2 separate regions of the Homo sapiens genome follow, and region 2 is linked to region 1. Evidence: chromatin loops called from intact Hi-C (ENCODE). Cell type or tissue: heart right ventricle. All regions are shown on one strand. Links, peaks and the distances in the headings refer to the core of each region. The heading gives the core; the rest is flanking DNA. Region 1 has its middle 12 kb from the start of RNF222. Region 2 overlaps MYH10 (myosin heavy chain 10).

The links. A loop is a pair of places that touch in the nucleus more often than their neighbours do. Peaks named below come from ENCODE experiments on the same cell type or tissue, not always from the same donor. Only the 100,000 strongest peaks of a DNase experiment are listed, where the experiment ranks them.
Region 2: it touches region 1 in a loop (2.5-fold over the local background); 16 of 110 quality-filtered maps call a loop at or near these places.

The regions. Positions count from the first base shown.
Region 1 is chr17:8,403,973-8,416,362 of GRCh38, reverse strand. It overlaps a transcript of NDEL1 not described here. Among named protein-coding and RNA genes, the nearest start is that of RNF222, 12 kb to the right of the region's middle. RefSeq lists an enhancer at 5,778-6,072. In heart right ventricle, for the core only: a CTCF peak has its summit at 5,914 (motif pointing left); DNase peaks (open chromatin) are centred at 3,302 and 5,912.
Region 2 is chr17:8,483,755-8,496,144 of GRCh38, reverse strand. It overlaps MYH10 (myosin heavy chain 10), which reads left to right. Exons shown (of 43, transcript NM_001256012.3): 31 at 904-1,008; 32 at 2,260-2,412; 33 at 3,121-3,369; 34 at 3,636-3,848; 35 at 5,593-5,805; 36 at 8,551-8,712; 37 at 11,879-12,007. It overlaps LOC107987245 (a long non-coding RNA gene), which reads right to left. Exons shown (of 2, transcript XR_001752780.3): 2 at 9,782-12,390. Among named protein-coding and RNA genes, the nearest start is that of NDEL1, 54 kb to the right of the region's middle. RefSeq lists a silencer at 7,420-7,714 and an enhancer at 8,276-8,776. In heart right ventricle, for the core only: a CTCF peak has its summit at 6,966; DNase peaks (open chromatin) are centred at 5,694 and 6,994; H3K27ac peaks cover 2,724 bases.

The DNA.
Region 1 (12,390 bases), core at 2,143-10,142:
GTCATTGGAAGATGCATGTCACCAAAACAGGGAAGAAAATAAAGGGGAAAATGTGAGATCCATACAAACAGACAAGTACTGTATGATTCTCCTCATATGAGGTAATTAGAAGAGTGAAATTCATAGAAACGGAAAGTAGAATGATGGTTGCCAGGGCCTGGGAGGGAGGGGAAAATGGGGATTCAGTGCTTAATGGGTACAGAGTTTCAGTTTGGGAAGATGAAGAAGTTCTGGAGATGGGTGGTGGTGACAGTAAGCACAACAATGTGAACGTACTTAATGCCACTGAACTGTACGCTTAAAAATGATTAAAATGGGCCAGGCGCGGTGGCTCATGCCTGTAATCCCAGCACTTTGGGAGGCGGAGACGGGTGGATCACGAGGTCAGGTGTTCAAGACCAGCCTGGCCATCATGGTGAAACCCCATCTCTACTAAAAATACAAAAAAGTAGCCGGACATGGTGGCAGGCGCCTGTAATCCCGGCTACTCAGGAGGCTGAGGCAGGAGAATCGCTTGAACCTGGGAGACAGAGGTTGCAGTGAACTGAGATCGCGCCATCACACTCCAGCCTGGGCAACAGTGCGAGACTCCATCTATTTACCACAATAAAAAATGTAAAATGGGCAAGGCACATTAAAAATGGAAAATAGGTGTCTCACGCCTGTAATCCCAGCGCTGGGAGACCGAGGCAAGAGCCCAGGAGTTCCAGAACAGCCTAGGCAACATGGTGAAGCCCTGTCTCTACAAAAAATACAAAAATCAGCCAAGTATGGCAGCACGTGCCTGTAGTCCCAGCTACTCAGGAGGCTGAGCTAAGAGAATCACCCGAGCCCAGGGAGGTCGAGGCTGCAGTGAGCTGTGATTGCGCCACTGCACTCCAGCCTGGGCAACAGAGTGAGACCCTATCTCTAAATAAATAAATAAATAAATAAATGTTAAAACTATAAAGTGGCAAAAAAAAGTATACATATAAATTAAAAAGTGGCAAAACCTCGTCTCTAAAAAAATGCAAAAAATTAGCCAAGTATGATGGCAGACACCTGTGGCCCCAGCTACTTGGCAGGCTGAGGTGGGAGGATGGCTTAAGCCCGGGAATTCAAGACTGTAGTAAGCTGTGATCGCACCACTGCACTCCAGCCTGGGCAACAGAGCAAGATCCCATCTCAAAAAAGAAAGAAAGAGAGAAAGAGAGAGGGAGAGAGGGAGACAGAGAGACAGAAAGAGAGAAGAGGCAGGAGGGAGGGAGGGAGGGAGGGAGGAAGAAAGGAAGGTGGTATCCAAAAGAGAGAGGATTCACACAAGAAAGAGAAAAGGGAACTCCTAAGATGACAACATTCAGCAGTCCTGGGGAGAAACCAATCCAAGAGGGAGCAGTAGGATGAGGCACCAGGCAGATGTCTCTGAGGAATAAGAGAAAGAGACTGAGAGATAATCTAATAGATAATAGAGACTGAGAGATAATCTAATGTGTTGATCATATTGCCAGGAATTTTATAGGTCTGTTAGAGAGGAATCAGTGATATGTATCTAAAAACTAAGCAAATGAAGGTACAGTGGCTCAAGCCTGTAATCCCAGCTACTCAGGAGGCTGAGGTGGGAGGATCTCTTGAGGCCAGTGTTTCACACCAGGCTGGGCAACATAGCAAGACCCGGCCTCAAATAAATAAATAAGATGGTATGACACTTTTTTTTTTTGAGATGGAGTCTCGCTCTGTCGTCCAGGCTAGAGTGCAGTGGCGCGATCTCAGCTCACTGCCAGCTCCGCCTCCCAAGTTCACACCATTCTCCTGCCTCAGCCTCCCGGGTAGCTGGGACTACAGGTGCCCAACACCACGCCCGGCTAATTTTTTGTATTTTTAGTAGAGACGGGGTTTCACCATGTTAGCCAGGATGGTCTCGATATCCTGACCTCATGATCCGCCAGCCTTGGCCTCCCAAAGTGCTGGGATTACAGGCGTGAGCCACCGCGCCCGGCCATGGTACGACATTTCTTAAGGGAATCTGGACAAATGAATGAAAACTAAATATATGTACAACCTTTCACCTAGCAATCCAACATCTAAGGATTTATTCTAAGGAAATAATAGTATGCAAAGATGTACATTCAGTGATGTTTACTGTGGCACTGTTTATTATTATAGAAATAAATTGGAAACACCCTAAACACCCACCAATAGGAGACTGGTTTAATAAATCATGGTACAGCCACACAATGGAATACTACATAGCTGTTAAAAAGGACAAGGTAGATAATTATGAATTAACAAGAGATGACACTCAAGAGATACTATTAAGTGAAAAAAAGGTTGAAAGACAGTAAGTAGAATTTGACATAAAAATATTCATTTAAAAGTCTAGATGTCTATATGCCAAAATATTAATCTTTAGAGATAGAATTATGCAAACACTTTCAATGTCTCTGTACTGATTAAATTTTTATCAGATATTATATTATCAGGAAAAATCATCTAGTTCCATTTACAAAATGAAATAAAAGTAACCCCAAACCCTGAAGAATACAATCATACAGTTTACAAAACACCTTCACAATCATCATTCTGCTTAAGTTTACAAACATCCAAAAAAATAGAGATGTCTTACATTTTGTAGATGAGAAAACACGTTCAGAGGGAAGCAAATGGCCCATGAGCAGTGAAGTCAAGGTCCCAGGACATGATCGCAAGCCCCTAACTTGGTCAGCTCAGCATGGCTTCAGTGCATCTCACTGACTGTCTCTGTTGGCTCCAGATAAACCTGTCAGAACCCTATGAACTCCCTCTGCAACCCAGAAAAATGCTATGTGGGCAGTTCAGGAAATAGGAAACCAAATCAAGGTGATCAGAATATCAGGGGGAAGATGTGCGCAAATGATATGGTTTCAGGAAACCACCAAAGCCGTCTCTTTATGTCACCCAACCCTCATGCCACAGGGACATAACCAACTTTCCAAATGGACCTCAGCCTTTGACAATCCGCCTGCCTCATGGGCACAGAGGGTCCTCAGACATCAGGAGCCCCCCATTCTGGCATCTCTCAGGCAAACCCTCATGTGGCCCAGACCTTCTCCAATCAGCTCTTTCCTCCCAATGTACCTGGTCCTGTGTCTCAGGCCTCAGCTGATCAGATCCACGGCAGCATACGGGGCCCACGCTGAACTTGCTGACACAAAGTAGAAGTCAATAGGAAGAGTGAGAATCACCGTCCGACCAAAGATACGCAAGGATGGGAAATGGATTAGAGCCAGGAAGGCTGGGGCCTGCTGCCCTGAAGTGAGGCAACCCTGCCCGCCTCATCACTCAGCTGGGGTTGAGCAAGACTTCAGTGCTTCGGGAAGGAAAGAAGAAATTCAAGTTCTCAGCCAGGCCTTCAGCCTTCCCATCTCCCCTGCATGTGTAGTTTGGAAGCCACTGGTCTTCCAGACAGATGTCCTGTTCTCTCCTCCACTTTCCTGCCTTCATCCCCGTATTTGGAGGGTAAAGGCATGGGGAAGAGCTGTCACTACTTAAGGTGGGGAGACAGTGAATGCCAGTGTTGTTTGTCTCTCCACAAGGGCCAAGCACATAACATGGTACACAAGAGAATGAACTTGTCCCATAGCCTCCACCTGCCACTTGTAGCTGTGAGAACTTGAAACCGGGCACGGTGGCTGACACCTGTAATCCCAGCACTTTGGGAGGCCGAGGCGAGTGGATCACCTAAGGTCAGGAGTTCAAGAACAGCCTGGCCAACATGGTGAAATCCTGTCTCTACTAAAAATACAAAAATTAGCCAGGCATGGTGGCACACACCTGTAATCCCACGTACTCGGGAGGCTGAGGCAGGAGAATCACTTGAACCCGGGAGGCGGAGGTTGCAGTGAGCCAAGATTGTGCCACTGCACTCCAGCTTGGGCGACAGAGCAAGACTCCATCTCAACAAAAAAAGAACTTGAGCAAGTTGCTTTGCTCTCTGAGTCTCATTTGCCTCATCTATAAACGGAAACAATGCTGGTACTGACCTCATAGTATTTTGTAGGGCTTAAATGAGATAACGTGCGTAATTGGCTCCACCCAAGTCCAATTAGTCCCTTTAGCTGTTAGTGGTTGTCCCCTTCCAGCCCTATCAGATCTGACTCACTCCTTATGGCTTTATTAGGTCAGACACCCTGGTCTAAAGAGTCCCCTGAACACTCTTGCCTCTGCAGTGGCTGTAGGTCTCATGCATCAATTAGTCTTACGATCTAGAAGAAGCACCATTGTTAAGAAGGGCTAGGAGACCCTTCACTAATCATTCTTTTCCTTTTCCCGGGGTGATGTCTTTTCTCCCCAGGGTCAGCCGTGAAGGTAGGGGCTGTGTGGATTTGTCTCTGTATCCCCAGGGGCACTCATCAGAGCCCTGGAGGTTAAGTCCATAAATATTTGTGGATCTTAGAGGTTCATAGAAACATCACCCCTATTTAAAGCATGTGGGTAAACTTAGGGACCTGGGCTGAGGAATCCATAGCAGTGGGACTGAGGCTTTTACAGGATGTGGCAAAGCCATGCACGCAGGCAGGATCAGGGTGACACTTGGCTCCTCTTAGCTCCTCTCGCAAGTTCCTAAAGCTCCTAAAGATGTGAAATAGGGGCGTGTGTGGAAAGCCGCTGCTTGATCTGCCTGGAAATCCTGCCCACCTCCATCTCCAGAAGGAAGGCTGCTTCCTGCTTAGCCTCAGCACACTTAAATCCCCCTCAAAAGCAGCTCTTGGGTTTGCCACCTGCTAATCAAGGCACCTGACCTCTTCCTGGCTCTCTGTCCTCACCTCCTGACACCCTTCTTCTCAGATGATGGATATCCTGACAACTGAGATGGCATCCTCTTCACCCAAGCTGGAGTGCAGTGGTGCGATCTTGGCCCACTGCAACCTCCACCTCCCGGCTTCAAGCAATTCTCTGCCTCAGCCTCCTGAGTAGCTGGGATTACAGGCGCCCACCACCATACCTGGCTAGTTTATATATTTTTAGTAGAGACGGGGTTTCACCATTTTGGCCAGGCTGGTCTTGAACTCCTCACCTCATGATCCACCCGCCTCAGCCTCCCAAAGTGCTGGGATTACAGGCGCGAGCCAATGCACCCAACCCAAGATGGCGCCTTCTTAAGGATTGACCCCCACCACTTGCTTCCTCCAATTTACCACCCTGCCAGGGTAACCTGCCTGACTCCATACTGCTTTAGGGTGCCCCAAGCCTTGTTGAGGTTTACTATGTGCTAGCCACTGTGCAAGTGTTTTATGTACAATATCCTGCTTTAATTCTCAAGTAACTTTCTAAGGTAGAGGCTATTACTATTCCCATTTTACAGATGAGGAAACTGAGACCCAAAGAAGTCATGCAACTTGCCCAAGGTCATGCCGTGAGTGGGCTCACACTCTAACTTGTATTTCAGACATTTCTGTGAAATTGTGTTCACTCTGGTAAACCCTTTGAGAGAAGAGCCTGGATTTGCTTCTCTCTCACCTCCCATATTGCATAGAGATGGAACTTTACACAGCATGTTCTAACAAATTTTAGAACTACTGGGCATGAGTCATCACCAGGGAGCTTGTTAGAAATGCAGAATCTCAGGCCCCACCCCAGTTCTACTGAATCAGAATTTGCATTTTCACAAGAGAAGCAGGTGAGGGTTTGCTCATCAAAGTTCGAGACCATACTGTTCGAAACTGAATTGAATGGATGGTGCTCTACAGAGACACCCACAAGCCAAACAAGCATAGGAAAACAAAGCAAAAATACCTACAGGGCTCCTGATCTTGGGAACTGCACTTCCGGAGGAAGCACAGCGCAAAAAGTTAGGGCTGAGAGGTTCCCCATGCCTCACTCAGTTTCCACTTCCCGGTGCTCCAGCAAGATCTTGGCTGGGAGTCTGGATAGCAACGAGACATCTTTAGAGCGCCACCTGCTGGCCGTGATTAGGTATGTATCGCTCATTTCGGCTCCAGGCATTCCCTCTCAAAGCTGCAGCTCAAGGTCTGAGCCTTCTGTAACGGATCCCTTGGTTCTTTATTTCTGCCCCTTCAACACTCACCATTCACTATTCCTGTCGCTGGTTCAGATAACTCGTTACTCTCTAAATGGCAATGATGCAGCACCCCCATGTTTGCTTAGCCCCTTGACCTTCTCAATTGAGTTCAGCTCATTAGGCATTTGTTGAGCTCCTACTGGGTGCAAAGCATTACGACTTCAACAGAACAGCCTTCTCACGAGCGTCAAAGCAAGTGGTCAGTAAATAAACCAGGCTCTTAGTGTTCTGACTCAGGGTAAAACCACAAAGATTTAATACTGGTCCCTATAAGAAAGCGTTTGCAACATTCACATGGACATTCTTTTTTTTTTTTTGAGACAGAGTCTCGCTCTGTCACCCGGACTAGAGTACAGTGGCGTGATCTCGGCTCACTGCAACCTCCACCTCCCGGGTTCAAGCGATTCTCCTGCCTCAGCCTCCTGAGTAGCTGGGATTACAGGAGCGTGCCACCACACCCAGCTAATTTTTGTATTTTTAGTAGAGACGGGGTTTCACCATGTTGGTCAGGCTGGTCTCGAACTCCTGACCTCATGACCTCATTTAGGAAGGCACAACCTTCCTAAAAGGCAAATTTACAATATTTATCACAAGGCCTTAAAACAATATTATCCTTTGAGTTATCGATTCCATTGCTAGTAATTTATTTTAAGGAAATACCACCAATATATTGCAGTAAAAACACTTACTGCAGACTTTTTTTTTTTTTTTTTGAGATGGAGTTTCACCCTTGTTGCCCAAGCTGGAGTGCAATGGCGCCATCTCAGCGCACCGCAACCCCCACCTCCCGGGTTCAAGCGATTCTCCTGCCTCAGTCTCCCTAGTAGCTGGGATTACAGGTGGATGCCATGATGCCCAGGTAATTTTTGTATTTTTAGTAGAGACAGGGTTTCACCATGATGGTCAAGGCTGGTTTCGAACTCCTGACTTCAGGTGATCCGCCCACCTCGGCCTCCCAAAGTGCTGGGATTACAGGCATGAGCCACTGCGCCCGGCCAACAATTTTTATAATAGGGAAAAATTGGAAACAACCTAAATATGAATCAACATGAGATTAATTAAGCAAATTACTACATCTATTTAAAAAGAGGATCTAAAAGAATGTTTATTGGGATTAAAAGTTAACAATTGAAAAAAAAAAAAAGGTCCCAAAAGCATTCATACAATGTGACCTCATTTATCTTAAAAATAATTATATATCATATGTATAAATACAACTATACATTTTAACATAATTATATATTATATGGCTATATATATATATGCACGCTGGAATAAACACCAAAATATTAATGGTAGTTTTCTGTAGAAGTGGTGTACAGCTTGTATTGTGTGTGTGTGTGTGTGTGTGTGTGTGTGTGCGTGTGTGTTTATGTGTGTGTTAAAATTTTCCACATTTTTTTTCAATAGTAGTGCTATTTTTATCATCCGAAAATAAGATTGTTCTTACTCTGAACTCTGTCCCTGACCCGGGCCTTACCTGTCTCAAGAATTGAGGCCTCCTAGCTGTCCGGGAGGATTTAAGCCCTGGGATGAACACTGCCAACTCAGAAAATCCTCCAAGGCGGCCAGCTCACGTCAAGCACTGTTTCTCCAAATGCTGCCGTGTCCCTGAGAACAAACCTCTCCACTGTCTTGGTGGCTTCCCTCCCCCGCCTGTCCTGAAGCATCTCTGCCCCGGGAGTGGGTCACTTGACAACAGTGAGAGGGAATCCGTGAGGTGGGTGCCAGGAGTGCAGCCCCGCGCTGCCCCGGCTGGCACAAGCTTGGGCCATGACTCAGCCCCTTTCTGCTCACCTGGTGTCCCGCCCTGCTGTCTCCACTTCCTCCCCAGCCCGCACCCTCGGGTCACCGTCCTTCCTTGCTAGTTTCATCCTGTTGAAAGAGTCCAAGCTACTTTTCTCTGAATTCTTTTGTTTGATCCACTTCAGTGGTTTCCCATCGAAAGGGCTCTCGGGTCAAGCATTTCACCCGGGCCTTGGGCTCAGCCACGGAAAGTTCTAGAGTCGCCTGTTTCTAGCTCTGGGATCCCAAGTTTCTGTCCCCTGCGTGGGCGCCAGCTCTCACCCACTCGTGCCAGAGTCCGCATGAGTGGCACTTCAGATGGTACACAAGTGAACCTTTTTATACTTAGAAGTTTGCATTAATTAATTAAAGTTTGTACCGTTTCATGAATTAATTGAGACAGAGTCTTGCTGTGTCGCCAGGCTGGAGTGCAGTGGCTCAATCTCCGCTCACTGCAACCTCCACCTCCCAGGTTCAAGAGATTCTCCTGCCTCAGCCTCCCGAGTAGCTGGGACTACAGGCACGCACCACCACGCCCGGCTAATTTTTTGTATTTTAGTAGAGACGGGGTTTCACCATGTTGGCCAGGATGGTCTCAATTTCCTGACCTCGTGATCCACCCACCTCGGCCTCCCAAAGTGCTGGGATTACAGGCGTGAGCTACCGTGCCCGGCCCCTAATTATATTTTTAAGGTACAGACACTTATATTTGAGGCTGTTAAAGGTATGAATGCTTATGTTTAAGGGTTGTGTTTTGTTTCGTATTTTTTCCCAGGCTGGACTGCAGTGGCGCGATCTCTGCAACCTCTGCCTCCCAGGTTCAAAAGAAATTCTCATGGCTCAGCCTCCCGAGTATCCGGGATTACAGATCCGCTCCACCACACCTGGCTAATTTTTGTATTTTAGTAGAGATGGTGTTTCACTATGGTGCCCAGGCTGGTCTCTAACTCCTGAGCTCAAGCGATCCACTCACCTCCGCCTCCCAAAGAGCCAGGATTACGAGTGTGAGCCACGGTGCCAGGCCAGGCCATGTTTAAGATATTTTTAAGAAATGGATGTTTTTGCTGGGTGCCGCGGCTCATGCCTGTAATCCCAGCACTGTGGGAGGCTGAGGCGGGCAGATCACTTGAGGTCAGGAGTTCGAGACCAGTCTAGCCAACATGGTAAAACTCCATCTCTACCAAAAAATACAAAAGTATTAGCTGGCCGTGGTGGCAGGTGCCTGTAATCCCAGCTACTTGGGAGGCTGAGGCAGGAGAATTGCTTGAACTTCGGGGGCGGAGGTTGCAGTGCGCCGAGATTGCGCCACTGCACTGCACCCCAGCCTGGGTGACAGAGTGAGACTCTGTCTCAAAAAAACAAAAAAAAGAATGGAAAGTAGAATGACTGTGTTGCTCAAACACCCCCTTCACCTCACTACTGGCCCAACACACATGAGTTAGGCTTGAGAAGGCAGCTTTTTTTTACTTAAACATTTATTGGGCTCTAATAATACTGGGTCTTTGTGCCAGAGCCTACAGAGATGTGTGAAATAGGATCTCCCTTCATCGAGGTATTAAAAGATATAGAGGAAGGCCAAGGGCGGTGGCGCACATCTGCGGCGGGAGGAGGGTCAAGGGTCATGTACACACACACTAAAAACATAAAAATTAGCCAGGCGTGGTGGCACATGCCTATAATCCCAGCCTCATGCTGAGCACTTTGGGAGGCCGAGGCAGGCAGATCACTTGAGGTCAGGAGTTCGAGACCAGCCTGGCCAACATGATGAAACCCTGTCTCTACTAAAAACACAAAAATTAGCCAGGTGTGGTGGCGCATGCCTATAATCCCAGCCACTCGGGAGGCTAAAGCAGGGAGAATTGCTTGAACCCAGAAGGTGGAGGTTGCAGTGAGCTGAGATGGTGCCACTGCACTCCAGCCTGGGCAACAGAGCGAAAACCTGTTTCAAAAAAAAAAAAAAAAAAGATGTAGAGGAGATGCCAGGAGAGATGTAATGAGGTAGAAAGGCATTCCAGCCAGGAAACAACCCCCAAAAAAAAGCATGAAAAAAAGATCACAGAGGCCCACAAGCCCAGGGCCTTCAAGGGACCTGAGCTGGAAGCCAGAGCTGTGGCCATGCTGTGTAGCAAAAGATAGCCCAGCAGAGGGGCTGGCTGGAGCAAGTCTCCAGAGAGCAGTGAGGGCTTCATGGGCTCCCTGAGTATGGGCTGTGCCTCAGGGCAATGGGGAGCCGAGGAAGTCTTCAGAGGGAGGGGATGGGATGGGGTGAGACCTGTGGCCACTGCATATTGTTGGGCTGGGGAGCTTGGGAACCAAAGCAGGTGAATTGGGAACGAAAATCAGTTCCTATTCTGCCTGCCAAGCCATGTGCCCTGACACAGCCAGAGAAGAAAGAGGGCCTTTTTCCAATTAACTTCCTAGAGGGAGGCGCCTCTATGTGTTCTGTTCAGAGGTCCAAGGTGTCCCCGGTTCTACCAGCAGTCCTGGGCTATGTAATAATGGGGCAGAGCCCAGGAGGGTGAAACAACAGGGAAGCTTGGGGCAAAGCAAACACTTGAGCTGGCTGGAGCAAGCCAGGCCAGAGCCGACAGCTGCAAATGGGTGGGGAGACCCTCAGGGCTGCACCAACCCAGGGTAATCCCCTGGTCTCACTGTGGAGACTGCAGCCTCACCCGGGACGCCCCAGCGGCATCCTGTGGGGCCACTGAAGCAGCAGATCTCGTCCCCTGGCCTCTGTGTAGGCTTCCCTAGGGACACGGCCATACTTTACTCCATACTTGTGGGGTCCTTTGCCCTCTCTGGTGAGGCCTTCCCATCTGCCCACAGTCACCAGATCAAGCAGGATGCTGAGAAGTGGAGGCGCGGTGGGAGGAGGGTCAAGGGTCATGTGCACACACACACTCATGGCTGGGAGGTGCCCCCACCTCCTGCCCTTGTGCACCGCCTCACTGTCTTCATGCTGAGCACACGTAGGGCAGCCAGCTTGCCTCGCCCTGCCTCCCTTGCATGAGCCCATCCTCATCTGGAGCCAGGACTGGAGCTGGCCCCACCTGGCCAACTATGTGCACTCAGGGCAACAGGGCTGTCTTCAAACAGCACACAACCTTCAGTGTCCCCTATCCGGGCCCTGGTCGGTAATCTAGGCCTGCCCACAACAGCATGGCAAAGATCATTGCCAGGTGTCTTTTCATGGACGGCAGTGATGTAAACAGACCAAGAGTCTCTGCCCTGCCAAAGGTTGGCCTTAACTGTAAACTCGCATTCTCACTCTATCCCATCCCCTTCCCCACCTCTCTTCTCTCCACTGCTTCTGGGTCGGGCCTGCAGTTCCTGGCCCCATGTTTGCTCCCCAGCCTCCAACCCCTCTGCCTTAGATATTCAGGGTGACTCACACTTACTCTTATTAAAATGTCAGCCCTGGCATAAGGTTCCAAATGGCATGAGTGACCCCATCCCATCAGGGTTGCCCCTGCCTGCTGTATCCACTCTGTCCCCACAGGGAGTGGCAGGAAGGTAGTGCAGAGAGCTGCGGAATGCCCCTGCGCCTGGACACCCAGTGTCCCTCCGGGGGAGCAGGAAAGTCAGGAGCTTCATGGATCCCACTTCCCTGGAGATGCTGTGCAGGGAAAGCTGGGGACAGTGAAGATGGTGGGGACAGAGAGCAGGTTACTCTAGAGGCTCCTGGGGGCCCTTTGGGCCTCCATCTGAGCTGAGCCACCTCAACTTCCAGTCCTCCTCCCCTAGCCTGGAGGAAGGAATACCTCTCCAAGCTACCCAGGACCCCAGTGATCTCTGGGGGCAGAGGTTCCCACACAGGCTGCTCCTTAACATCACCTGGGGAAGCTACTGAAAACTCAGATTCAACAACTGTATATGCACCTAAGGGAGAAAGCTCCAAGCTGTGCTGTCCAGTAAAACAAGCAAGATGCACCAGCATGCGTGTGGTGCACACCTTTAGATTAAAAACGGGGAAGGGCTGGGTACGGTGGCTAACAGCCACCTGTAATCCTGTAATCCCAGCACTTTGGGAGGCCAAGGCAGGTGGGTCACTTAAGGTCAGGAGTTCGAGACCAGCCTGACCAACCTGGTGAAACCCTGTCTCTACTAAAACTACAAAAATGAGCCAGGCGTGATGGCGGGCACCTGTAATCCCAGCTACTTGGGAAGCTGAGGCAGGAGAATTGCTTGAACCCGGGAGGCAGAGGTTGCGGTGAGCTGGGACCACGCCACTGCACTCCAGCCTGGGCAACAGAATGAGACTTCATCTCAAAAACAAAACAACAACAACAAAAAAAAAAAAAAAACACGGGGGGAAGGAGGGGCATATTGACTCATGTCTATAATCATAGTATTTTGGGAGGCTGAGGCGGGAGGATTTCTTGAGCCCAGGAGGTCAAGACCAGCCTGGGCAACACAACGACACCTTGTATCTACAGAAAATTAAAAAATTATCCAGGTGTGGTGGCGTGCCTGTGGTCCCAGCTACTCAGGAGGCTGAGGTGGGAGGATCACTTGAGCATGGAAAGTCGAGATTGCAGTGAGCTGCGATTGTAACACTGCACTCCAGC
Region 2 (12,390 bases), core at 2,155-10,154, 80 kb before region 1:
TTGTTTGGAAAATATTTTAGAAATATCATTAATTGCGAAGAAAAAAATATTATTAATTAAATCTGACCATAAGAAATAGCTTAAATATTCATGATGAACATATAATACCAGTTTTTTGAAACCTAAAAGAACTTCCAGCCGGGTGTGGTGGCTCACATCTGTCATCCCAGCACTTTGGGAGGCCGGGGCAGGCAGATCAGGAGGTCAGGAGTTCGAGACCAGCCTGGCCAACATGGTGAAACCCCGTCTCTACTAAAGATACAAAAAATTAGACGGGCGCGGTAGCAAGCGCCTGTAATCCCAGCCACTCGGGAGGCTGAGGCAGGAGAATCGCTTGAACCCAGGAGGCAAAGGTTGCAGTGAGCCCAGATTGCACCACTGCACTCCAGCCAGGGCGACAGGGTGAGACTATCTCAAAAAAAAAAAAAACTTTCTTGTACCCCTTTTATAGAAGCTTCAAGTTCTATAAGAATGTGAATTATACTTTCCTCCCAAAACATATGGTTAACGCATATTCGTGTGAAGGACCAAAATCAAGCACCTGCTGGCCTTCAGCCTCCCCACAGAGGATACAGTCACTCTTTCAGAGGCTTTGCTTTAATTTTTGTATCTTCATGATAAAAATAGAAGAAGGTAGGAAACCAGTTAGGAGACCCCCCGCCCCCTGTCCTTTTCATGGGTAGAGACTATTAAGGTGGCCAGGGAGGCAGGTTCTAGTACCTACTTATTTGAGCTCCGTTTGAAGGCAACAGACTCTTGGTGGTGAGTCTTCCTTAACTGAATGGGTAGTTTCAGGTTCACACTCCCGCCGAGTTCTTCTCTGTGTTCTGTTTAAAAGCTGTGTTTCTAGACCCTTTCTGCTTGCTTACTATTGAGTTGAATTTAATCTTCTGCTCCTTACAGAATGAGCTAGATAATGTCTCCACCCTTCTGGAAGAAGCAGAGAAGAAGGGTATTAAATTTGCTAAGGATGCAGCTAGTCTTGAGTCTCAACTACAGGATACACAGGTATTCCCTGGGGAGCAAGGGGTCTTTATAATAACTAACATTTCTGTAATATATAAGCTGGTGAAATATGCTGGCCCCAGAATTGCCTTCTGTGTCACCTCTTACTAGTTTTATGTCATACTTTTATTTGGAGCCAGCCTTGCTACTCGGGATTTCTCCCTGGAAGCTCAGTGTCTTGATGTAGAGCCCCTGGGGTTCGTGTGTCTGGCAGGCACGTGGGTGGCCTCGGAGACAGCTCCAGCTGCCATTCACGGCCGCTGCCTGGGCTGTGGTTGACCCAAGCTATGGTCCTGCTGCACACAATGTCTTGCTGGCCATTTCCAATAAGATTGTTTCCTTATGGTTGGAATTTCATCGTGCTGACCTGTGAGAAACAGTCCATTTTGTAAAAGGGTGAGTTGAGGCTTATCAGACTGTTAAGACCTGTATTGCATCATCCGTTAGGGATGTTTTTAAGTCAGCTACAGGTTACTTGAAAATAATGTAGCACTTTATTCTTGGAGTTTTACAGCTTAGTTTTGTTAAATTTACAAACACTTATGAGTGTTTATTTGCCAGGCTTTAGGCTAGGTGCTGGGGATTAAAAAAAAAAATCTCAGACAGGCCAAAAGTGGAATAATTAGGCAGTTGGGGACAAGTTCATTTTTACCAAAGCACACCCCATGCATGACAAGGTGCGGCCTGGTGAGTGAGACTAGAGGAGGCCGAAGCCATGGCCCAGAAATTCTGCTCCACACAACCAATGCCTCTGAAGACTTTGCAGTCTGAAAGTAACAGGAAAAACATGTTTGTGCTTACATTTTAGAAGTCAATCTGGCAGGAAATACAAAGGACGATAACTGAGGGATGCCTAAGACGGGAGAGGTGATCCTAGTTCGAAGGGCTGAGGGCCTGAACTAAGACGGGGCAGGGGGTGGAGAGGAAGGGATTCCAGGCGTGACTGAGGAGAGGCGGGGTGTGGTGGGGGACGCAGGAGGGGAGGCCTCGGGGATGCCTGGAGGCTCCAGCCTGGGCCCCTGGGTGGATGGCGCCGCCATTCGTTTTTCAGAGATGAGTCTGAAGCAGTGTTGGTGTGAAGAGCTTTTACAAAGTTATCGTGTGTGTTTTTAAATCATCTGTGTTTGTTAATGTCACTGGGCGTTCTCATGCATTGAGGCTGTCTCTTTTGTACGACATGAATTCTTTAATACAGGTGTATTTGTTTTGGTGATAAATGTAATGGAAGTGTTGCCCTTTAAAAAAAAAACACAGGAGCTTCTTCAGGAGGAGACACGCCAGAAACTAAACCTGAGCAGTCGGATCCGGCAGCTGGAAGAGGAGAAGAACAGTCTTCAGGAGCAGCAGGAGGAGGAGGAGGAGGCCAGGAAGAACCTGGAGAAGCAAGTGCTGGCCCTGCAGTCCCAGGTGTGCGTCCTCTTTAGGAGGCCGCGGTGGCCTCGATGTGTGCCTTCAGCAGATCCTGGCCCTGCTGTGCTGGGCTGTCTCAGCTCCATTTGGGACAGTTAATTAGGTCGTACTAAATTAAGCCCATTAAATGGTTTTTCTTGACCCAGCCACATGCTGGTTATAATGCTGGAAGCCCTTAAAATAAGGACCTAGGACTGTGTCAACGATGTAAGATTTCAATCCAGTCATCATTTTATGGACTATTAGCTAAGAAATTAAGTGACAGTCTAAGACTCATTTGTTTTAAAATCACAGTATTGATTTTTCTTCTCTCAAAATATTAAAAACAAAAGGTTTTTTTTTTCTTCAAAGGCAAAAACCAATTGAGTTCTTTTTTTTTTTTCCTTGAGATAGAGTCTCACTTTGTCGCCCAGGCTGGAGTGCAGTGGCGTGATCTCAGCTCACTGCAGCCTCCACCTCCTGGGCTCAAGTGATCCTCCCACCTGAGCCTCCCCAGTAGCCGAGACTACAGACAGGCGATTTTTGTATTTTTAGTAGAGATGAGGTTTCACTATGTTGGCCTGGCTGGTCTCAAACTCCTGACCTCAAGTGATCCTGCCGCCTCGGCCTCCCAAAGTGCTGGGATTACAGGCGTGAGCCACCATGCCTGGCCCCAATTGAGTACATTAATACTGAGCTTTCTGTTTGTCCGTACACAAAACCTAGTTGGCTGATACCAAGAAGAAAGTAGATGACGACCTGGGAACAATTGAAAGTCTGGAAGAAGCCAAGAAGAAGCTTCTGAAGGACGCGGAGGCCCTGAGCCAGCGCCTGGAGGAGAAGGCACTGGCGTATGACAAACTGGAGAAGACCAAGAACCGCCTGCAGCAGGAGCTGGACGACCTCACGGTGGACCTGGACCACCAGCGCCAGGTCGCCTCCAACTTGGAGAAGAAGCAGAAGAAGTTTGACCAGGTGGGTCGGCCACGTGTCGTTTCCTCCTGGCAGAGCTCTTGCTTTTGTTCGTTTGGTTTAAAATAATCTTATTTAAAGGCATTTAAATGTGATACATGTTTATATCAAAATTGGAAAAAGGGAAAGCAAAAAAAAAAAAAAAAAGGAAATACAAGAACACCATAATCTAGTGGCAGCACTCTAGCGATAAATCAGCCACATGGTGGAAGAGAAAAGTTGATGTCACTGTTTCGGTTTTTCGTATTCCCCCATCCCCTTCTGCACAGCTGTTAGCAGAAGAGAAGAGCATCTCTGCTCGCTATGCCGAAGAGCGGGACCGGGCCGAAGCCGAGGCCAGAGAGAAAGAAACCAAAGCCCTGTCACTGGCCCGGGCCCTCGAGGAAGCCCTGGAGGCCAAGGAGGAGTTTGAGAGGCAGAACAAGCAGCTCCGAGCAGACATGGAAGACCTCATGAGCTCCAAAGATGATGTGGGAAAAAACGTAAGTCGCCTGGTGGGCTCCACACTTCCGCACGGGAGAGTATCCCAGGGGCCTGGGCCTTCACACAGGAGCGGGCGACTCCTCAGGGGAGCCTGAAGGACCTGGGAATGCACAGCCCAGCAGCAAAGCCATCTAGGAGTGTTTTGGCCTGTGCATGCGTACGGGGTTCAGGTCTTCTGGGACTGCTGTGAGGTTTTCTGCAGTCTTCCCCCAGCACTGGCTGGAGGTGAACATGTTTCTTCTTGTCCTTTCACTGCCCTCCCTGCTCCAGCCTGCATCCTGGCAGGAGGGCCTTTCAACAAAAGGTTTCATGGTTCTGCCGTCACAGGTAGTTATCAAACATGAGGTGAGTGGGGACCTGGAGAGGAGGAGGAGGGAATGGCAGCTCCCTCTGACCTGGTTCTTCCCAGGGAGGCCCCACTGTTTTCTTTGAGAGCTTCAGTAGCTTTGGGGGCTTATCCACAGCTTGGAAGCTTCTGTGGCACAGTTTTTCTTTCCATTGCATACATCTTCCACAAGAGCTGCCATGATATTTATTTACCCTACGTCTCTCCCTTAGTGTATGACGTGTTGAAGATAGCAAAACAAACCCAGGCCTGGTATCAAAGGCAAGGTTCCCTGGCTCCTCCACAGGCTTCCATTCTGACCATGGGAAGCCACTTAAGCTTTTGAAGCCTAAGTTTCCTTATCTGCCAGATGGACATTATACTTGCCCAATTTCATGAAGTTACTGCATCTGCTTTGAAAAGCACACAAAGTCCTCTAAAAAGGCAGGATCTCATTTTCATGTGCTATGGGCCATCTGGCCACATCATAAGTCAGCGAAGGTGGTCCCACCTTTCTGCTGGGTCTCCTACAACTTGGCGCCCAGGGACTAGCCCCATGGACAAAAAGAGGCCACTGAAAGTAGAAGTGGCCATGGTTACACAGTGAAATGTGGAGAGAGAACTCTACAGTTGATTTCATGTTCGTTTTCTGTAGCATCAACACTCACATGTTGATCCCACAAACAGGTCTTTTGTGCCTACTGAGCACCAGACACTGTAGAAATGGACCTTCCTCCTGTCCTAGGATTCCCCGCGCCTGTCCCCGTGAGAACTGCAGTGGTCCTGGACCCCAGAGGGGGTGCACAGCAGCACCAAGGCCTCCCTCCAAAGGCTGCTGTGAGGGTCAAAGGGCACAGGAGGTGGAGCTCTCAGCACAGTGCTTGGCGCAGAGAATGAGGGAAATGGTGCTGGGGGCATCTTTGTCCAGAGAAAGATCAAGGCCTGTGTACTGTGCCCTGCTTCTTAGGCCCAAGCCACCCTAATAATCAGCAGTTTCCACATGTGCTTTTCAATACGAATGATCTTCTCTACAGCAAGAAGAGATGTACTGTTGTACTTGTTCCTCACAGACAGCAGGCAAGGAGTCAGTCAACAGACAGGTTCCCTGACATGGCTGTTTCCTTTGTTCTTTGGCTCACTGAAGAGCTCTCAGCTTAAAGGTCATCAGAGGAGGATGACCAGAGAACACGTGGGAATAAAGACATCCGCACTGTAGTTCTGAACTGCATACACTGAAATGGAGAATAGCAGCAGCTTTCAGGGGAGAGGGAAGGATGTGTATGCATGTGGCAGGGGGCCGGCCCAGGGGGACCAAAGTGGCCAGCATGCCACGAGTGGGCCTGTAAAACAGTAAGACTGCTGTTCTTCATATGTGCCTCCACCCCGGTCAACTCTTTCCTGATGCTTCGGTGGTTTAGGTTCACGAACTTGAAAAATCCAAACGGGCCCTAGAGCAGCAGGTGGAGGAAATGAGGACCCAGCTGGAGGAGCTGGAAGACGAACTCCAGGCCACGGAAGATGCCAAGCTTCGTCTGGAGGTCAACATGCAGGCCATGAAGGCGCAGTTCGAGAGAGACCTGCAAACCAGGGATGAGCAGAATGAAGAGAAGAAGCGGCTGCTGATCAAACAGGTAGGGCAGAGGGTGCGGCCTCCACAACAAGGGGTGCAGGCTCTCAAAGCCCAGCTCTGGGTCAGTATCCTGTTCATTCGTGTTAGAACACATCTGAGTAAACACAGAGTAACACATAGAGTAAAATGAATTTATTTGGTCATTTGAGAATTTTATTATTTAAATTTTATTGTAATTAGTTTAGGTCTTACTATTTCTCAGTATCATTCCTGCCTACAAGCCAGACACTTATCAGTCAGAAAGCCCTCAGTGGACTCCCAAAGGAATCCGTGGTTAGGTTCAAGTTCCTTGTCTTAGAACATGGGTATAGGAAAGAATTGATGCATCCCAGACACGGTGATTCGGCAGATGTCTGTGGTTCAGATTCCAAGTCCTAATAATTAGATCACTCTTCAAAAGGAAAAAGAGCAGATATTTAAATTTGTCCTTTTATAAAGTTGCTATCCATGTATAAGTTGTATACTTTTCTGAATGTATATTAGACACTTTTCTGCATATATGTTAAATTTCTAGTCTAAAACTTTACTTTAAAAATGAATTGTGGGTATTTTGCCAGTCCCTTCCAGTTCATGGCAGTAAGTTTTGGATTTGGGGTGTGTGTGTGTGTGTGTGTGTGTGTGTGTGTGTGTGTTTTTTCAGACGGAGTCTCGCTCTGTCACCCAGGCTGGAGTGCAGTGGCACGATCTTGGCTCACTGCAACCTCTGCCTCCCAGATTGAAGTGATTCTCCTGTCTCAGCCTCCCAAGTAGCTGGGACCACAGACACACACCACCATGCCCAGCTAATTTTTGTATTTTTAGTAGAGACGGGATTTGATCGTGTTGGCCAGGCTGGTCTCAAACTCCTGGACTCAGGTGATCTGCCCGCCTTGGCCTCCCAAAGTGCTGGGATTACAGGCATGAGCCACCATGCCCGGCCAGATTTGGAATTACTGAATTTTGCTTTATTTTGTTATTTTCACTCCACTAATTATTGATCATTTATTGCTGGATAAGAAATTACCCCAAACTTAACAAATTATTGCAAACTGTGACAACATTTTTGTCACAGTTTCTGTGGGTGAGGAATTGGGAAGCAGTTGAGTCAGTGGTTCTGGTACAGTAAGGACCTCGGCCCTGGCTGCATAATTCGAAGGCCTGACCAGGGCTGGAGGAGCGTGCCAAACTGACTCACACACATGGTGTCAGCAGGAGGCCTCAGCAGCTCACCACATGGGCCTCCTGACTGTCCTGGAGGGAGCTTCAGGAGAGTGAGAGATCCAAAAGAAAGCAAGCAAGGAGGAAGCTTCCGGGCCTTTTATGACCTCATCTCCCAAGTCTCATGTGATCACTTGTTTATTCTGTTTATTAGAAGCAAGTCACTAAGTCTGGCCCACATTCAAGAGGAGATTATGCTCCAACTCTTTAAGGTGGGGAGTATTAAAGAATTTGTAGAAATTTTTTTAAACCACACTTTGAAATTCATGTAAGTGGCTCTACATTAGGAGCCTTCTGCTATCCTGTGCCTTGAGGTACAGCCCCAGGTCTCTGCAGAACACAGCAAGCAGATGACGAGCACCTCTGCCCTATGCGGAAGCAGCTGCCCTGCTCCTCCTCTCCCATGCCAACCCCTGCAGAGCAGCAGCAGCGGTGGCCTTGTTTCTCCCCTTTGGAGAGGACCAGTGGAGCCACCACTCCGTCAAGCCTTGGTGCCTCCATACCAGCTCCCACACCAGCCATCATCCTCTTTGCAGGAAGCGGAAGGTTGTGAAGGCAGGGACCTTTCTTTGCTCGCTGAGCCTCCAGCTGCTACTGCACTACATAGGGTGCAGGTATTTATTAAGGTATTTATGACCTATACCTTAATAAATACATGACGAAACATTCATTTATGGCTGAATAAGTGGAAGAAGCAGGACAGGTTGGGAAGACCATGTCAAGGCAATGACACACAGTCCCTGTGGACTCATGGGCTGATAAGGTTTGGAGCTCAACAGCTCTGTGTCTGGTCCTCATCATTGGTGACAGAGGCGTTAGGATTTGGTTTAAGGACTCCAGAGCACCTTCTTCTGAGCATCCCTCACACAGTGTGAGCACAGTTCCCTATCCCCACTGCACACTAGGAGGCTGAGTGAAGAGTGCCACAGAGTGAGTGAGTGGCTGACAGGTGTGTCCACCTCGGTTTCCAGCCCACATCTTACTCATCCTCACTCTCCCATCTGCCTGCTCCAGAGCAGGCCTTCATTTTGTCCCTCCTCCATTGGACAGCTTTGACTGCTCCCCCCTTTCCTGCTGATCAAAGGCAGTTTCTGCCTGGTTCTGACACCCCTGCAACATGGCCATGCCCCATGTCCTCACAGCTCTAGGAAACAGGAATGCCTGCTTAGTCCTCTGTACCTCTTAGCAACCACCCCATGCCCGCTCTGTGCCTACCCCAGCCTTTATTACATGGTTACCGTATTGTCTTGGGTTTTTCCATCTTGGCTTCATCTACACCGAGCTCAGGTCACTGGCTGCCTTCTCGCATGCCCTCGTAGCAGTCAGTGGGATGGTTTGTACTAGGTGGTGGTGTTTAAAGACCCCTTTGAACAAAATTCAGCTACTGTGGTTTTCTGTTGATAGTAACTGTTTGGTAACAGAGACCTCTACAGAGTAACAGAAGTTTCCACTCACCCGAGTAACCAGAGCCCCCCACTTGAGAACAGTCTGCCTGTTCTGCGAGCAGATACTTGGATGTAACCCAGCATAACCCGATGTTGTCCATTAGGTGCGGGAGCTCGAGGCGGAGCTGGAGGATGAGAGGAAACAGCGGGCGCTTGCTGTAGCTTCAAAGAAAAAGATGGAGATAGACCTGAAGGACCTCGAAGCCCAAATCGAGGCTGCGAACAAAGCTCGGGATGAGGTGATTAAGCAGCTCCGCAAGCTCCAGGTATGTGCCTTCACCCATGGAGTCTCTGGATGGCACCACGTGACCTATGTGGCTTTTACACAGAGTCCAGCAGTGAAGCTGGGGGGCACAGCACCGCTGTCAGCGTGGCCGGGGGTGGGGCAGCAGGCCATAAAGAGAGTGCTTGTGTGTCCGCTGTGTCCACAGGAGATACTTGAATGCACTTAGCAACACAGTTGGGGTGGAGGCATCATGCTGGCCTCCTGTGGCCCTGAGAGCCTGTGGCGATGCTTAAAACCCACCCTTCCTCACCTCGAGAGGAGGGTCATGTTGACCCAGCCCCTTAGTGCTGTAGCTTTTGTGATCTTTTTGGTCTGTTTTAATCGTCACTTTTTCTACCCAGATGATGTGCCAGTTTTCATTACCACAATGACAAGAAGTGATCTCTGCAAGAGTTCATGGTGTGAGCAGGCAGGCAGGGGGCCCTCACCTATAGGATGGATGGGAGCAACTTCTCAGGGGAACTGGTCCGTTAATGATGAAAACTTTTCCTTTGACCTTGTTGATACATCTTGAAAATTTAACAAAATATAAAGAAGAAATTTTTATGTACAAAGATCTTTAGCAGAAGTTTTGTTATTTATGATAGCAAAAATGGAAACCCCCTAAATGTCAATGGACTGCTAACCATCTAAGTGATGGGGTGTGTGGGGAATGATGGCCAGACTTAAATGAATAAAGGAAAATATGGTGTAGGACGGTTTGACTTGTAACTCTACACATGTGTGTGTATACATTTTCACATACAGACATGTAGGCAGACATACTATACCTAGAAAAAAGTTTGGAGGGAAAGTCATCTCTGGGTAATAGGTTGGTAGGAACTTGTTTCCATTTTTTTTTTTTTTTTTTTTTTTTTTTTTTTTTTTTTGAAGCTAAATATAAAGATTTTTTTTTTGTTTTTTTTCCCAGAGATAGAGTCTCAGTCTGCTACCCAGGGTGAAGTATGGTGGTGCAGTCATGGCTCACTGCAGCCTGGGCTCAAGATTTTTATTAGCTAATTATAAAAGTTATTAAGCTAATTAATTACAAAGAATATAAACTATAATACTGTGATTTTATTTAACAGCTTTATTGAAATATAGTTCACATACCACACAATTCGCCAGTTTAGTGTTTTCAGTGTTTTTTAGTTATTCATAGGCTTATTCAGCCATCACCACTATCATATTTGGGGCATTTTGGTCCCTCCCAAAAGAATCCTCCACCCATTAGCTGTCACTCCCCATTCCCTGTATCCCTGCTGCATCCTGCGTTAATCAACTACTAATCTTTCAGTCTCTATAAATTTGCCTTTGTTCCATATTTCATATCAGTGGAATCATACAATATGTGGCCTTTTGTGACTGGTTTTCCACTTAGCATGATGTTTTCAAAGTTCATCCATGTAGCCACATGAACAAGTACCGCACTCCTTTTTATTACTGAGTAACACTCTACTGTGTGGATACATCTACCACATTTTACTCGTCTATCCCCCAGTTGGACATTTGGGTTGCTTCCATTTTTTTGACTTCTGAATAATGCCTCTATGAACATTCATATGCATTTGTGTGGACATGTGCTTTCAGTTTTCTCAGAAATATACCTAGGAGTGGAATTGAGCTGGGTTATATGGTACCTCTGTGTTTAACTTTGAGGAACTGCCAAACTGTTTCCCACAGTCACTGCAGTTTTACGTTCCTACCAGCTATGTATGAGGGTTCCAATTTCTCCACATCTTGTCAACATTTGTTATTGTCCATCTTTTGATTGTAACCATCTTAGTGGGTGTGAAGTGACATTTCATTGTGGCTTTTATTTTTATTTCTCTAATGACTAATGAGGTTAAACAGCTGAGCTCTCTTTTAATTATTGAGTTGAAACAATTCTGTATTCTGGATATAAATTCTTTGAGTAAATGATTTCCACACCTGCCTTAGCTTAATTTCTGCCACCAAAAAAAAAAAAAAAAAAAGCCAGCTTGGGTTTTGATAGTTTATTGTGTTGATGTGTAAATCAATTTGGAGAGTATTGCTATTTTAACAATATTAAGTCTTCTGGTCTACAAACATGGATAATCTTTCCATTTATTTAGATCTTTTTTATTTTTTTCAGTGACGTTTTGTAGTTCTTGGTATACAAGTCTTTCACTTTTTTTCTTTATACCTAAGTTTATATTCTTTTGATGGTATTATAAATGTAATTGCTTTATTTTGAATGTTCATAGTTGGTGTATAGAAATATAATTGATGTTTGTATGTTGATCTTGTATCCCGCAATCTTGCTAAACTCATCAATTAGTTCTTGTGGGCTTTCTTTTCTTTTACTGTCCATATTACCAGCAGTTCTAATTCTTTCAGTGTCTTCCTTAAGATTTTCTATATACAATATCAGATCATCTGCAAATTGAACTAGTTTTACTTCTTCCTTTCCAATCTGGATATCTTTTATTTCTTTATCTTGCCTAATTAATTACCCTGGCTAGAATCTCTATTGCATTGTTAAGTAGAAGTGGCAAGATCAGACATCCTTGTCTTGTTGCTCATCTTTTAGAGGGAAAGCATTTGGTCATTGATCCTTAAGTATGATATTGGCTGTCAGTTTTTCATTGATGCCCTTAATCAGAGTTGAAGAAATTTCCTTCTGTTCATAGCTTGTTGAGCATTTTTATATTGAAAGGGTATTAGATTTTGTCAAGTGCTTCTTCAGCATTTATTGTGATGATCATATGGTTACATTAATTCATTTTTGGTTGTCAAACCAACCTTGCATTCCTCAGATAGATCCTGCTTGGTCATGGTGTATAATCCTTTTTACATGTTGCCAGATTCAGTTTGCTACTATTCTGTTGAAGATTTTTGCATTTGTATTCATAAGGGATTTCATTTTGATCTGTAGTTTTCTTACGATATCCTTGTCATTCCCATATACTTTTATATTTACAATGAATGTATATTACTTTTATAATCTAGAAAAAAAATACCATGTTTACAAGCTAAGAATGGGGCCAGGCACCGCAGCTCACACTTGTAATCAGGAGCAATGCTTGAGGCCTTGAGTTTGAGATCAGCCTGGGCAACACAGCCAGGGCTCATCTCTAAAAAAATTTTATTTTAACTAAAACTAAGAATGTAAACCACCCCAAAACCTTCTTATTTAATCTTAGGCTCAGATGAAGGATTACCAACGTGAATTAGAAGAAGCTCGTGCATCCAGAGATGAGATTTTTGCTCAATCCAAAGAGAGTGAAAAGAAATTGAAGAGTCTGGAAGCAGAAATCCTTCAATTGCAGGAGGTTGGTTTGTTACTTATCCATTTGTTCAACAAATATATTTGCCCTTGAAATTTCTCCAAGATCAAAAAAAAGTTAATATATTTGTAGCCCACTGTAATGTCAGTATACATTTTTGTTTTTTATTTTTTTAAGTATCCATTTTTAATATGGTCCTCAACCTTCTTGTTGCTTCAGTTTGGAAACAGAAAGTTATCACTTCGACACTGCTCACATATATTCCTCTACCTGGCAAAAGGCAAAGGAGCTGATGAGTAGCTTTTCAGGCCACCTTCTTGGCCTGTTCCCCTGTGCAGGAAAGGGAAGTGTTGATAAGCACAAGAACTGTGTAACTCCAACCTTGGTGATGCAAAATTGCCTTGTTTTTACACAGAAGCACTACTCAT